Linked DNA regions of Homo sapiens: region 1 is linked to region 2. The links are chromatin contacts, found by Hi-C or POLR2A ChIA-PET in ENCODE. All regions are on one chromosome and are shown on one strand. The core of a region is the stretch at or near the end of the contact, and the rest is flanking DNA. Distances in the headings are between cores, read along the strand shown.

Region 1 (6,737 bases), core at 2,954-5,453, 94 kb before region 2:
CCCCGCCTGCCTAACTCACCTCCAGGGCTGTTGTGCACGTAGATGACGCGCGTGCGCCGCGCCCCAGCACCGCCCACGCAGGAGAAGACGCCCACGAGGTCCGAGGGCTTGGAGAAGCCGCGAAGCGTGACCTGGTGCGAACCGTTGCGCGCCAGGCGCAGGGGTGGCCCGGGCGGGGTGCGCACGATACGGTCGTCCTTCTCCAGCAGCAGGGGCGGGCCCCAGGCGTCCGAGCCCCTCCCCGCCCCGGCCTCCCCAGACACGCAAGTCAGGAAGAAGCGCTGGGGGTCCGTGAGCCGCAGGTTGGCCAGCAGCGTCAGGTCCACCGCCGCGCCTGGGGCCAGGACACCAGTGACTCTATTGTAGTCCCAGCCAACCCTAGTGCCCCAGAGCCCCCAGCCCCAGCCCTCTGGTCTTACTGATCCACCGTCCACTCAGAAGAGGGTCTCCAACCTTCACCCCTCTTCCTTCCCCTGCCCGGTTCTTCAGACCCCACAGGCCTCACTTTATCAGGCATTCCCATCCCCCTCCTTTCCCCTTCCATGCGCACTGGCCTCTTTCCCTCAAGTCTCTTCATTCTAAAAGAACAAAAACAAAACCACGAATCCTTCTCTGGCCGTGTCCCCTCCCTTCTCCTGCCAGATGGCTTCCCTTTCGCCCCAGCTTTCGGAAAGAATGATCTATGCTCCCTGTCTCCGTTTCCTCACTTTATTTCTATCAGTCCTGTTTCCCCACTCGTCTCTAAAACTGCCCTGCAAAGGTTGCTGTGAGCCACTTCTCCCTGCCTCCACCACGAGAGTGCAGGCCAGGAGAGCCAGCCAGAACAGAAGTGTCCCATGGGTCCCCCTCTCTGTCACTATGGAGATCTAGAAATGTCTGGTGGGCTGGGATTTGAGGTGGGAGAGGCTGAGTTTTGCAGCCAGAAGGTTGTGGCACAGAAATGGAGCTAGGGCTGGGTGCGGTGGCTCACGCCTGGAATCCCAGCACTTAAGGAGGCAGAGGTGGGAGGATCCTTTGAGCACAGGAGTTTGAGATCAGCCAGGGCAACATAGCAAGACCCCATTCTCCAGAAAAAGAAAAACAAAAAGAAATGGAGCTAAGCTTGGGGCTGGGCCCAGAGCCAGGGAGGGCAGCCCCAGGGCAAGGCCTGGAGCCCAGACAGACACAGACACGAGGTAGGTCTTGGTCTTTGTTTGCCTTCCAAAGAGCTCACGCCCTAGTTGGAGGAACAGGCATGAACACAGCTGCCAAATGTAGGGCGCTGTGCTTTTGAGCACAGAGAAGGGACCCCTGCTCCAGCCTGGGGGAGCTCAGGGAGATGAAGAGATGCTTCCTGGGAGGTACAGTTGGAGCAGGGCACATTGGCGTGAGGACAATGGGGAGGGAGAGAAATCAGGGGCAGGGAGAGGGCATCCTAGACAGAGGGAACAGCCTGGACAGAGGCCTGCAGTGGCAATATTGTGGCAGGTGGAGGGGGCTCTCCAGGTTTGTGTGACTGGAGTACAAAATGTGAGGCTGAGGCAGGAGAGATCAGGTGGAGTCAGAGTCCAGTCTGGACGGTGGAGAGCCTGCGAGCCTGCCTTAGCTCCAGGACCCAGAACCCCTCCACCAGCCAAGCCCTTCCTTCTCTGTCTCTTGTAGCTGACTGTCAAGCAGTTCATTAGTTTAAATGCCACCTAGCTTATCAGTGTTTGAAAGGCTACCATGAGCAAACGAAGCTGGCATTTACTGACCGCCCACCACATACCAACCCCCATTTTCCACTGGATCCTCACAACCAGTGAAGTGGATATTCTTTCCAGTTACAGAGGAGGATCATGGTAATTATTCTACTGGCTTCTTTGAGCAAGCTCGCCCACTCCCCCAGTTTTAACCATCACCTCTGAGTCAGTAACTCGGGAACGGTCTTTCAGCTTGGACCTGCATTTCCATCAGCTTTTCCCAAATCTGCTCCTCTCCAGTGCTCCCTGACTCACTGGACAGCACCCGCCACTTGAGACACAAACTATGGAGTCATCTCTACTCCCATTGTCATAATAATGAATGTTTATTGGCTGCCAGTTATGCACCAGGCACTTTACTGATATTGTTTCATTTTACCATCCCAGCTATCCTGGGAGGTGGATGTTATTATCCCTGTTTTATAGCCAGGAAAGGGAGGCTCAGAGAAGTTAAGTAACTTGCCCAAGGTCATACAATTAGTGAGTGGCAGGGCCAGGTTGTCTGATTCTAAAGTCCACATCTCTGAGCACTGTGCTGCCTGCCTCATCAGTCATAGAATTCTGCACATTGTTTCCTGAACGCTTCTTGACTTCATCCCCACCCCCCCAGCCTGCCTTTGTTCAGCCCTCATCCTTACTCACCTAGACCATCCCAACAGCCACAGCCCCTCCTTCTGCAACTCATCCTCCACGGTGATCTAAGACCAAACCTGACCTTGTGACTTTCTTGCCTGTGACCTCCCATGGCTCCCTATTGCCCTCAGGATAATGTTCGTGCTCCTAAGCCCCGTGATGCTCCCACGCTATCCCTCCTGTTGTGTTCCTAACAGGCACCTTCTCTCCCATGCACCTCCATGCCTCTGAGACTTGCATTTTTTATGTTCTGGCTGCCTGGAATGAAGACCACCCCTCTTAGTGAAATCTTCCTTGATTCCCTTTTTGTCTCCTACCTGAGGCAGTGTAAGCTGAACTCCTCCTCAGTGCTCCTCTAGAGCTCCTGTGTCTGTCCCTGTTTAGCCCTCTTCCCCTGTCCTGTGTTCTGCACTAGACCATGAACCACTCAAAGGCAGCCTCTGTGTTCTAATCGGCTGACCAGCAGACTGAAGGAATCAGCTGCCACCTACTCAGAAATCCTTACCAAGCACAGTGCACTGTGCCAACTGCTCTGCATCATTTTCTCATTTAAACCCCATAACAACCATAGGAGGCTGGCATCATTTAATCTCATTGTACAGACTAGGTGTTGCCAGCCTCTCAACTAATGGCCCAGCACTTAGCACAACTCCTGGAATATTGTTGGTGCTCAATAAATGTTTGTCCAGTGAACAACTGAGTGAATCCAACACAATTACCCTATGAACACCCCCTGAAAATGGCCCTCCACAGATCCTCAGATCCAACACAGTCAGCGGCTACTCCTCACTCCTCCCCTGATCCCAGGTTGCAGTGATTTCTAGCACTTGCCTGTGTTTTCCTGGCCTTGATCTCACTTTCTAGTGGATCAAAGTGATGGCAGTGATGATAGGGCTTGTTTTCCAAAATTTTTTGTTGTGGTGAAATGCATATAAAATAAATTTTACCATCTTTTTTTCTTTTTAGATGAGTCTTGCTCTGTCGCCCAGGCTGGAGTGCAGTGGCGCGATCTCAGCTCACTGCAACCTCTGCCTCCCAGATTCAAGCGATTCTCTTGCCTCAGCCTCCCAAGTAGCTGGGATTACAGGCTCCTGCCACCACGCCCGGCTAATTTTTGTATTTTTAGTAGAGATGGGGTTTCACCATGTTTGCCAGGCTGGTCTCGATCTCCTGACCCTGTGATCCACCCGCTCGGCCTCCCAAAGTGCCGGGATTACAGGCGTGAGCCACCACACCCGGCAAATTTTGCCATCTTAACCATTTGTAAGCAGCATATAACCCAATGTGATTAAATACATTCCTAGTGTTGTCCCACCATCACCACCATCCATCCTTTTTTTTTTTTTTTGAAAAAGACGAAAGTCTAAACACAATGGAGACGGGGTCTCACTATGTTGACCAGTCTGGTCTTGAACTCCTGGCCTCAATTGATCCTCCCATCTCAGCCATCCAAAGTGCTGGGATTACAGGTATGAACCACCGCACCCGGCCCCATGTTTATAACTCTTTTAATCTTGTAAAACCAAGTAAAAATCTTGTAAAAACGCTGTACCTTTTAAACAAAACTCCCCATTTCTTCCTCCCTGCAGCCCATGGCAACCATCATCCTACTTTCTGTCTCTATGATAAAATAGGGTTTCTTGGGTAGAAATCAGGGCCTCGGGGCCTAGAAATGGGGTGAGGGACTCAGGGGAGACTTACCCACATGAGAAGCCAAGAAGAGGATGGGGAGCAAGAAAGGGGGCACCCGCCAGACCATACTCCAGAGGCCGACCCAGGCCAGCCAGGACGAGCTGGGCCTGGGGTCAGATGCTGTGGGCCTGACTGCTCAGCCTGTGTTGGTCAGTGTGGGTCGGTGCTGGGGAGGAAGAGGAAATGAGGTGGCTTGGGTGGGAGGGGTGGCAGGGTAGGGGGTGGGAGGACTCATTCTGCCTTTGAGCCTCTAGGCCCCCCAATCTGGCCCCCACAAGGCTGGGGATGGGTGTGGCCTGGGAGGAGTCACTTGAGGTGGGGGGAAGGTTATGGTAAGGGCAGACCTGGGGACAGCTGGACTGATTTTTCCCATCCCCTGTCTCTCTCCAGTACTCAGTCTTGCTGGCACAAAGGAGGCAGGAGGCAGGAAAGGGAGGAAGCCAGTGGCTTCCGCCTATTGAGGAGGGGGGTGGGGTGGGGGACATTGTTCTGGGGTCTCCCCTCCCCCCGGCACAAACACACAATACGGCCCACATGAGTCCTCATGTATGTGCCCCAGGACACAGACAGTTACATGGGTTTCCTAGAGAGCAGTTCACATACGAAACACAAAGGACCTCTGTGGGCCTGAGAAGCACATACACTCAAAGGAACACAGGGCCCTGGCAACAAAGAGCCTTCGAGTCTACCTTGTGTACCTCTCTCATTGTACAGATGGGAAAACTGAGGCTTGCTGTGCTCGAGGGCACCCTGAGGCTGTGGCAAGGCTGGGACTTGAACTTCTGACTTAGTCCTTGCTTTCTTGGTGCCAATCGCTCCACAAGGGCTCACATTAAGCAGTCCCGGGGAGCACACAGGGAGTATCGGTTGCATAGATAGTCCTCAGCTTAAGCTGCTAATGAAAGCTTCAGCTTATTGTCTGCCAGGTGTCATTCATTTTGCGGCAAACCCCTGCCTATTCCTGGGCACTGGGGCAGCAGAAGTCTGCCCAGGGAGGTGCACTCACTCTTGACGGCTGACAACAACCTGGGAGCAGTCGCACTGCTTTGGCAAAGTCTCTAAAGCCCCATGGATCTTGCCTCTGCTTCCCTCCCAGACTCACCTCTCCCTGCCCTGGCACCCGTTGCTCCACCTCTTGCCACCACTGGCAGTTCCCAGAACGGAACAAGACCTGTAGGTACAGAACGCCCACGAGGAGGCCCTTCCAGGGAGCAGAGGGAGCAACCGTTGGATGGGCAGCCTTGCTGGTTAAATCGATGACCCCTCTGACCCGGAATGGAATGGTTGGGATGGATGAGACTTGGTGTCAGTTTAGGTGACTTAGGTCTGGTAGTACAAACCCTCCCCCTGGGCCTGGGACATCTTCCCAGAGTGTGTTCTGGGTGAAGGCTTCATTCTCCTCTGAATGCACCGGGCTCACATTCACTTTTCTCAGGAGGCTGGGTCCCTGCAGCTTGGTTGAGCTGGTTTAGGCCCAGGGCTCTTCTGAAGCGCCCTGAAAAGTCCCAGGAGACGCTTTGACTCCTGGAGTAGCATAGAAAAGGATCGGGAAAGACCTCCCTACTGATGTGTGACCCACAGAGATTCCCATTCCTGGGCCTGAGGCTGGGAGGAGCTTTCTCTAGACAAGGCTTTGGGTGGGATGGGAGTAGGAGCAGGGGGAGAGTGGTGGATGCCTTACACTTCAGCTCATCCTGGTGCCAGACCTTTGAATCTGGAATGAAAAAGGAGCTGGAAAGTGCTGGGACTGTTTGTATGGCAGGATTCACTTTTGTGGAACTTTTCCTTTGGTTCTTGGAAGACCTGGGGGGCCTGATGTCATTTTGCAAATGTGTGGAGAGCACTTAGGCAGCATTCATTCTTGTTGGAAGTGACACAGATATTGGCACAGGTATTTGCTTTGAATGGAAAAGTTTGAGACTGCAGGATGCTGGCACATGCAAAGATTCTGAGCCCATCTGCCCTCCCCACTCTCAACTGGGAAACAAAAACTGGTAATAATGATCTGTACATAAATAAAATGTTAATGGAGTTTGTACACAAGAATTTGTATTATAAAACAATATCCTACAAGTGTAAAAGTATTTTTACATGTGTTGAGATTATGCTGCAAGTAATTTAAATAGCATCAGTTTACAAACAATATGTCCCAAATGAAATATTACTGCACACACAAATTTTGAGTGGGTTGTGTATACATCTGCTGTTGCAGATGTATAAGACGACTTAAGCCATAATGCACATCTTGAAGTCTCAGTCACTCGAAAGTTATAGGCCAAAAATAATGCAAATATGAAGTTCTACACATTGGAGGGTTAACCTCCAAACCCAAAACAAACTGAATTGATAATGATAGAGTTAAACTCAAGGCGCCAGGTCAACTCAAGGTAATTTATTTTTTAACAGCCAAGCTCAGTGGCTCACACCCGTAATCCCAGCACTTTGGGAGGCCGAGGCGGGCATATCACTTGAGGCCAGGAGTTCGAGACCAGCCTGACCAATGTGGTGAAACCCCGTCTCTACCAAAAATACAAAAATTAGCCGGGCGTGGTGGCACGTGCCTGTAATCCCAGCTACTCAGAAGGCTGAGGTAAGAGAATCGCCTGAACCCGGGAGGTGGAAGTTGCAGTGGAGCCGAGATCGCGCCACTGCACTCCAGCCTGGGTGACAGAGCTAGACTCCCTCTCAAAA
Region 2 (6,049 bases), core at 901-3,400:
AATAATAAAATAGAACGGTTATAAGAATACTGTATAAAAGCTGTGTGAATGTGATTTCTCTCTCTCAAAATATCTTACTCACAGTATGGTACTCACCTGTTTTTGGACCTTGGTTGACCACAGGTAACTGAAACTGTGGGTAAGGTGGGACTACTGTACTATCAGAGCGCCCCTTCATTCCCTCACTCATTCATGCACTCATTCACCCACCCACCTACACACATATTTTTTTTTTCTTTTATTATTATTATTGTTATACTTTAAGTTCTAGGGTACATGTGCACAACGTGCAGGTTTGTTACATATGTATACATGTGCCATGTTGGTGTGCTGCACCCATTAACTCGTCATTTACATTAGATATATCTCCTAATGCTATCCCTCCCTGTTCCCCCCATCCCACGACAGGCCCCGTTGTGTGGTGTTCCCCACCCTGTGTCCAAGTGCTCTCATTGTTCAATGCCCACCTATGAGTGAGAATATGCGGTGTTTCGTTTTCTGTCCTTGCGATAGTTTGCTGAGAATGATGGTTTCCAGCTTCATCCACGTCCCTACAAAGGACATGAACTCATCCTTTTTTATGGCTGCATAGTATTCCATGGTGTATATGCGCCACATTTTCTTAATCCAGTCTATCATTGATTTGGGTTGGTTCCAAGTCTTTGCTATTGTGAATAGTGCCACAATAAACATACGTGTGCATGTGTCTTTATAGCAGCATAATTTATAATCCTTTGGGTATATACTCAGTAATGGGATGGCTGGGTCAAATGGTATTTCTAGTTCTAGATCCTTGAGGAATCACCACACTGTCTTCCACAATGGTTGAACTAGTTTACAGTCCCACCAACAGTGTAAAATTATTCCTATTTCTCCACATCCTCTCCAGCACCTGTTGTTTCCTGACTTTTTAATGATTGCCATTCTAACTGGTGTGAGATGGTACCTCACTGTGGTTTTGATTTGCATTTCTCTGATGGCCAGTGATGATGAGCATTTTTTCATGCCTACACACACATTTATTGAATGCTGTGCACCACACAATGTGCCAGCTAGTAGGGCTGCCAAGAGGAGCAAAAGATGGCCCTGCCCTAAAGGGGCTTTATTCTGGCACAGCACTGATAGCTGCCATTGAATTAGGACCAGGCTACTCGGGGGTACACAGGAGAGTCACCATACTGTCAGCTGTGTTCCAGCCACGGGAGATCTGCCTTGGGCTAGCTTGCTGCCGTGGTATCTACGCACTTTCCCAGGCACCAGTCACAGGAAAAGTGGGAGGAACCAGCTGGAGGAGCGCACAGCCCATGTTTGTATGATGCATCCTTGCTGAGCTCCTCTCTTTTCCCTTCACTATTTGGAGCCCAATGTAACTGTACGGTTTCAGAGTTTGGGGATTTCAAAAGAATACAGTGGCAAGCCTAGGTGAGAGCAGCTCACTGCACAGTCATGCATCGCTTGATATGGGATACATGGTTAGGCTATTTTGTCACGCAAACATCACGGAGTGTATTTACACAAACCTAGCTGCGACAGCCTACTATACACCTAGGCTATGTGGTAGAGCCTACTGCTCCGAGGCTACAAACCTGAACAGCATGTGACTATGCTGAATACTGTAGGCAACTGTGACGCAATGGAAAATATCTGTGTATCTAAACAGAAAAGGTACAGTGAACATTTGGCATTATAATCTTATGGCATTACAATCTTACAGTCCATGTGGTCCATCATTGGTGTTACTCAGTGCATACCGTAGTTAGGTTTTTACCCCAGGAATGTAAGTGCAGACCAAGGGTAAGAGTACAGTTTAGAGATGACATGACCTCCATGCCTGGAAGGTGGGAGAGAAGTTACAGACAGCAAGTAAAAGGGAAATGAAAAAGAGCCCCGCAATTTACAATTTCACCCAGTCAGGAAGGAAACTAGGCAGGAAATTCAGGAAGTGACGATAACTGAGCTAATCTAAAAGGAATGAGGAGCCTGATGTTATCTTGGGAAGAAGGGGCCCTGTATGCAGAGGCCCTCATTCCGTGCATACTTTGTGCTGTAAGCACGGGAAGCTGTCCCTGCAGATCCGTGCACCAGCCCAGAGGCGGGGCAGGGGCAGACTCACCAAGGAATCTGCAATCTCCTTGAGGGTGTGGTCTGATCCAACAGCAAAGATAATTTTGGCATCGGGGGAGACAGTAACACAGTTGTAGCTGCAAGACTTGAGCACGCATTCTGTCTCTCTCTTTCCTGTGGACAGATTCCATTCATACACAGCACCATCTGTGCCACCAGAAATCAGTTTGCTATCATCTGCATTCCACACAATTGAGCGAATCTGCAGGAGAGGAAGACATATCCAGTGAAGAGTGTACACACACTTACACCCTAACACAGAAAAGGGTGCAAACTCCTTAGGTGCTCCACTAGACTGAGCAGAACGTCCTTTCCTGCTGTAGGCCCTTCTGTTAGCACAAAACATAGCTTCTTGTGAACGTTCACATTCTGTTTTCTATGACGCTTGCAAATTACTGAAGATGAAACACTCTCATTTCTTTTTCACTTTATGAACGTAAAGACTGAATCCTACAGGTTTCTTAAGGCTAGAACCAACCAATTATTGCTGTTTTTTCAAAACATTTTTGAAATAATTATGTATTCACAGAAACTTGCAAAAATAGCACAGAGAGAGTGGACTTCTGGAATGGCACGGTAAGAACCTCAACTTGACCTTCTCTCTGACAATGTAGGTTAACTGGTAAATATGATAAAAAATAATCATTTAAAGTCTTTAGAAGGCTGGGTGCAGTGGATCACATCTGTAGTCCCAACACTTTGGGAGGCTGAGGTGGAAGGATCACTTGAGCCCAGCAGTTTGAGAATAGCCTGGGTAACATAGTGAAACCCTGTCTTTATAAAAATAAAAATAATAAGCTGGGCATGGTGGCATGTGCCTGAGGCAGGAAGATGGTTTGAACTGGGGAGGCTGAGGCTGCAGTGAGCTATGAGTGTACCTCTGCCCTCTGGCCTCAGTGACAGAGTGAGACCCTGTCTAAAATAAAATAAATAAAATGTCTCTGGAAATTGTCCTCAGGGAATACAGCAAATGGAAAAACATTTATTCAAGAAAATCTACTCAATCCCAGTAAGAACAGAGTCTGCTGCATTTAAGCCATGACTCGCTCTGTTACGGCCTCAGCTCCAGAAACTTCACTGCTGTGCACTCTGGGCAGATGTGGCCAAGATAAGCGACTCCCTCTCCCCATAGCTCCTGATCTTGGGCTATGGTTTCGGTCTGGAAAGGGAAACTGCTGGGATTTCTTATTCTTACCCCAGCCCCATGTTGCAGAAGCTCTATTCCAAGCAGGTGTGGCCAAGAGGGCTCAGACTCTCTTCCCCTCGGCCCATTGTCACTTGTTGGAAGAAACTCCACTCTAAGCTCAGCATACTGAGAATAACTGTGCCCTAATGATTCCTGACCCAGTTTGCTTATAGAGTGAAAGTTCCAAGCCATGAAGGGCAAGCCAAAAAGACCAGGGGCTTACATACGTGCACACACACATACACACGCATGTGCACACACACGCACACACCTCAAGTGTCACTCACAGAAGTGAGGATGTTACTCCTGGAAAAGCAGGTCCCCGCCCCAGCTCTGGTGCAGTGGAGCAAAGGTTCTGTCTGTGGGAAAGTCAGGTGCTAAGACAGGGAGCTCTACAGCTCTGCTTGAGGGGGCTGACTTTATTTGGAATAGAACATGGAAAAGTCCATGCCTATGGGCATTGTCTAAAACAGTGGAGATCTTGGTGGAAAGTGATTAAGAGGAGGCTGATAACTCCAGGATGTAAGCAAAATGATATAGAGGAGTGGAATTTTGATAGAACAAGGGAAAGGGACAGAGAAGAAGAGTCCTTCAGGGATAACAGACAACTCTAGAGGCTGGAAGGTCTTGTGTATGTGTTAGACTGTACTGATTCAGGTGCAGTCAGAGTGGGATATGAGGAAAACTTGAAAGCATCTCCTAAGCTACACAAAGACCCGTTAACATAGGGCAGAGTCTCACTGGCACAACGGGCCTACCAAACACAACAGTCTACCAAATGCGGAACATTAAGCTCTCCCGACCCAGGGGCATCTCCTAGGAAGCCAGGCTTAAAAATGAAATCATATTCATCCCTCGCAGCCTGGAAGACTCTGTGCATGCCCAAGGCTGTACCCTCTTATGAACAATCAGAAAGGGGTCATCCAAACTACCAGTCTCTGGCTGAACATGATGCAAAAGCCATCACTCTCTGAACTGTGATAGCATTTTCCAAGCCACACATAAATCTGGTAGTAAAAGGTAAAAACCTAATTGTCTAAGGGGGTTTATGCACCATCTGTAACTAATAAGCAGCTTAGGCAACTCATGGGCAACCCTAGGTAGCCAGGCTAAAAGAAAAGATGAAAAATAGATCTGAGTAGTGATATGAGACACTGCTCACTACAGGGGAAACAGACTTTACAGAATTAGCTCAGCCAAGTCACGAAACAGATAATCAGCCAACCAACCAACAACAATGCCCTGGGGGGACACATATTCAGAACTGCTACAATATATTGTCTAAAATATTCAGCCAACAAAAAATTGAAACATAAACAAACAAACAAACAAACAAAAAGAGTGTAACCAATAAGAAAAAGAAAGAAAGAAAGCATTCAGGCAATAGAAATTGCCTTTGAAGGGGCCCAGATGGTAGATTTTGCGGACAAAGACTTCAAAGTAGCTAATACAAATAAGTTCAATTAACTAAAGGAAACTACGCTTAAATAATTAAAGGAAGGTAGGATGACAAGCCTCATCAAATAAAGAATATAATAAGAAAACAGAAATTAGTTCAAAAATCAAATGGAAATTCTGGAGTTGAAAAGTACAATAACCAAAACGAAAAATTCACTGGAAGGCTCAACAGTAGATTTGAGCTGGCAAACTTGAAATAGCTCAATAGAGATTGTGCAATTGGAAGAACAGAGAGAAACACTAATCAAGAAAAATTAACATTAACAGAGTTTCAGAGAAATGTGGGCATCCATTAAATGCACCCACGTATGGTACTGTAATGAGAGCACTAGGAGAAGAGAGAAAAACAACAAATATTCAAATAAATAATGCTGAAAAATCTCAAATTTGTTGAAAAACATTAACCTACACATCCAAGAAGTACAATAAACTCCAAGTAGGATAAATGCAAAGAAATCTAGATCCAGACACATCAAAAACAAAATGTTGAAAGCCAAAGATAAGAAAATCTTGAAAGCTGGCCGGCCACGGTGGCTCACACCTGTAATCCCAGCACTTTGGGAGGCCAAGGCAGGTGGATCATGAGGTGAAGAGATCGAGACCATCCTGGCCAAAATGGTGAAACCCTGTCTCTACTAAAAATACAAAAATTAGCTGGGCATGGTGGCGCACACCTGTAATCTCAGCTACTCAGGAGGCTGAGGCAGGAGAATCGTTTGAACCCAGGAGGCAGAGGTTGCAGTGAGCCGAGATGGTGCCACTGCACTCCAGCCTGGTGACACAGCAAGACTCCGTCTAAAATATATATATAAATATATATTTCTATCTGTGCTCATGAAAAAGACTAGCTTATTTTTTTTTCTTGTGGTGTCTTTGACAGATTTTGGTATCACAATTATTTTGGCCTCATAGAACATAACTGGAAAGTATTCCTTCTTTTTCCAATTCTCTAGAAGAGTTTTTTTCAAGATTAGTGATAGTGTTATTTTTTTTTCCTTAAATGTTGATAAAATTCCCCAGTGATAAGATCTGGGCCTAGAGTTTTCTTTGTAGAAAGGTTTTAAGTTACAGATTCTTCTTGTTTTGTTTTGTTTTGTTTTGTTTTGAGGCAGAGTCTCACTCTGCTGCCCAGGCTAGACTGCACTGGCATGATCTCGGCTCACTGCAACCTCCATCCCCCAGGTTCATGCCATTCTCCTGCCTCAGCCTCCCGAGTAGCTGGGACTACAGGTGCCCACCACCATGCTCGGCTAATATTTTGTATTTTTAGTAGAGACGGAG

What was found. A loop is a pair of places that touch in the nucleus more often than their neighbours do. ChIA-PET counts read pairs that join two places held with the same protein, here RNA polymerase II (POLR2A). Pooled maps may share reads with other maps.
Region 1: a map of endothelial cell of umbilical vein shows a loop between it and region 2 (8-fold over the local background). The contact joins the promoter of TIE1 here to the enhancer-like site in region 2. A Hi-C loop is called at or near these places in 1 of 168 maps with a recorded cell type or tissue (endothelial cell of umbilical vein) and 3 of 50 pooled maps. POLR2A ChIA-PET finds 5 or more read pairs at or near these places in 3 of 52 experiments (A673, activated naive CD4-positive, alpha-beta T cell and naive thymus-derived CD4-positive, alpha-beta T cell).

What each region holds. Positions count from the first base shown.
Region 1 is chr1:43,298,448-43,305,184 of GRCh38, reverse strand. It overlaps TIE1 (tyrosine kinase with immunoglobulin like and EGF like domains 1), which reads right to left and starts at 4,203. Exons shown (of 23, transcript NM_005424.5): 1 at 4,056-4,203; 2 at 20-334. The coding sequence starts at 4,113. RefSeq lists an enhancer at 4,144-4,233 and a silencer at 4,264-4,363.
Region 2 is chr1:43,202,997-43,209,045 of GRCh38, reverse strand. It overlaps CFAP57 (cilia and flagella associated protein 57), which reads right to left. Exons shown (of 23, transcript NM_001378189.1): 10 at 2,114-2,326. It overlaps LOC105378685 (a long non-coding RNA gene), which reads left to right. Exons shown (of 5, transcript XR_007066041.1): 4 at 2,654-2,700. Among named protein-coding and RNA genes, the nearest start is that of CFAP57, 34 kb to the right of the region's middle. RefSeq lists an enhancer at 1,654-2,853. Within about 2 kb of position 2,150, at least 14 of the 41 ENCODE cell types and tissues checked have a DNase peak (open chromatin) inside an H3K27ac peak, as active enhancers do; they include A673 and endothelial cell of umbilical vein, where a contact is called at or near this core.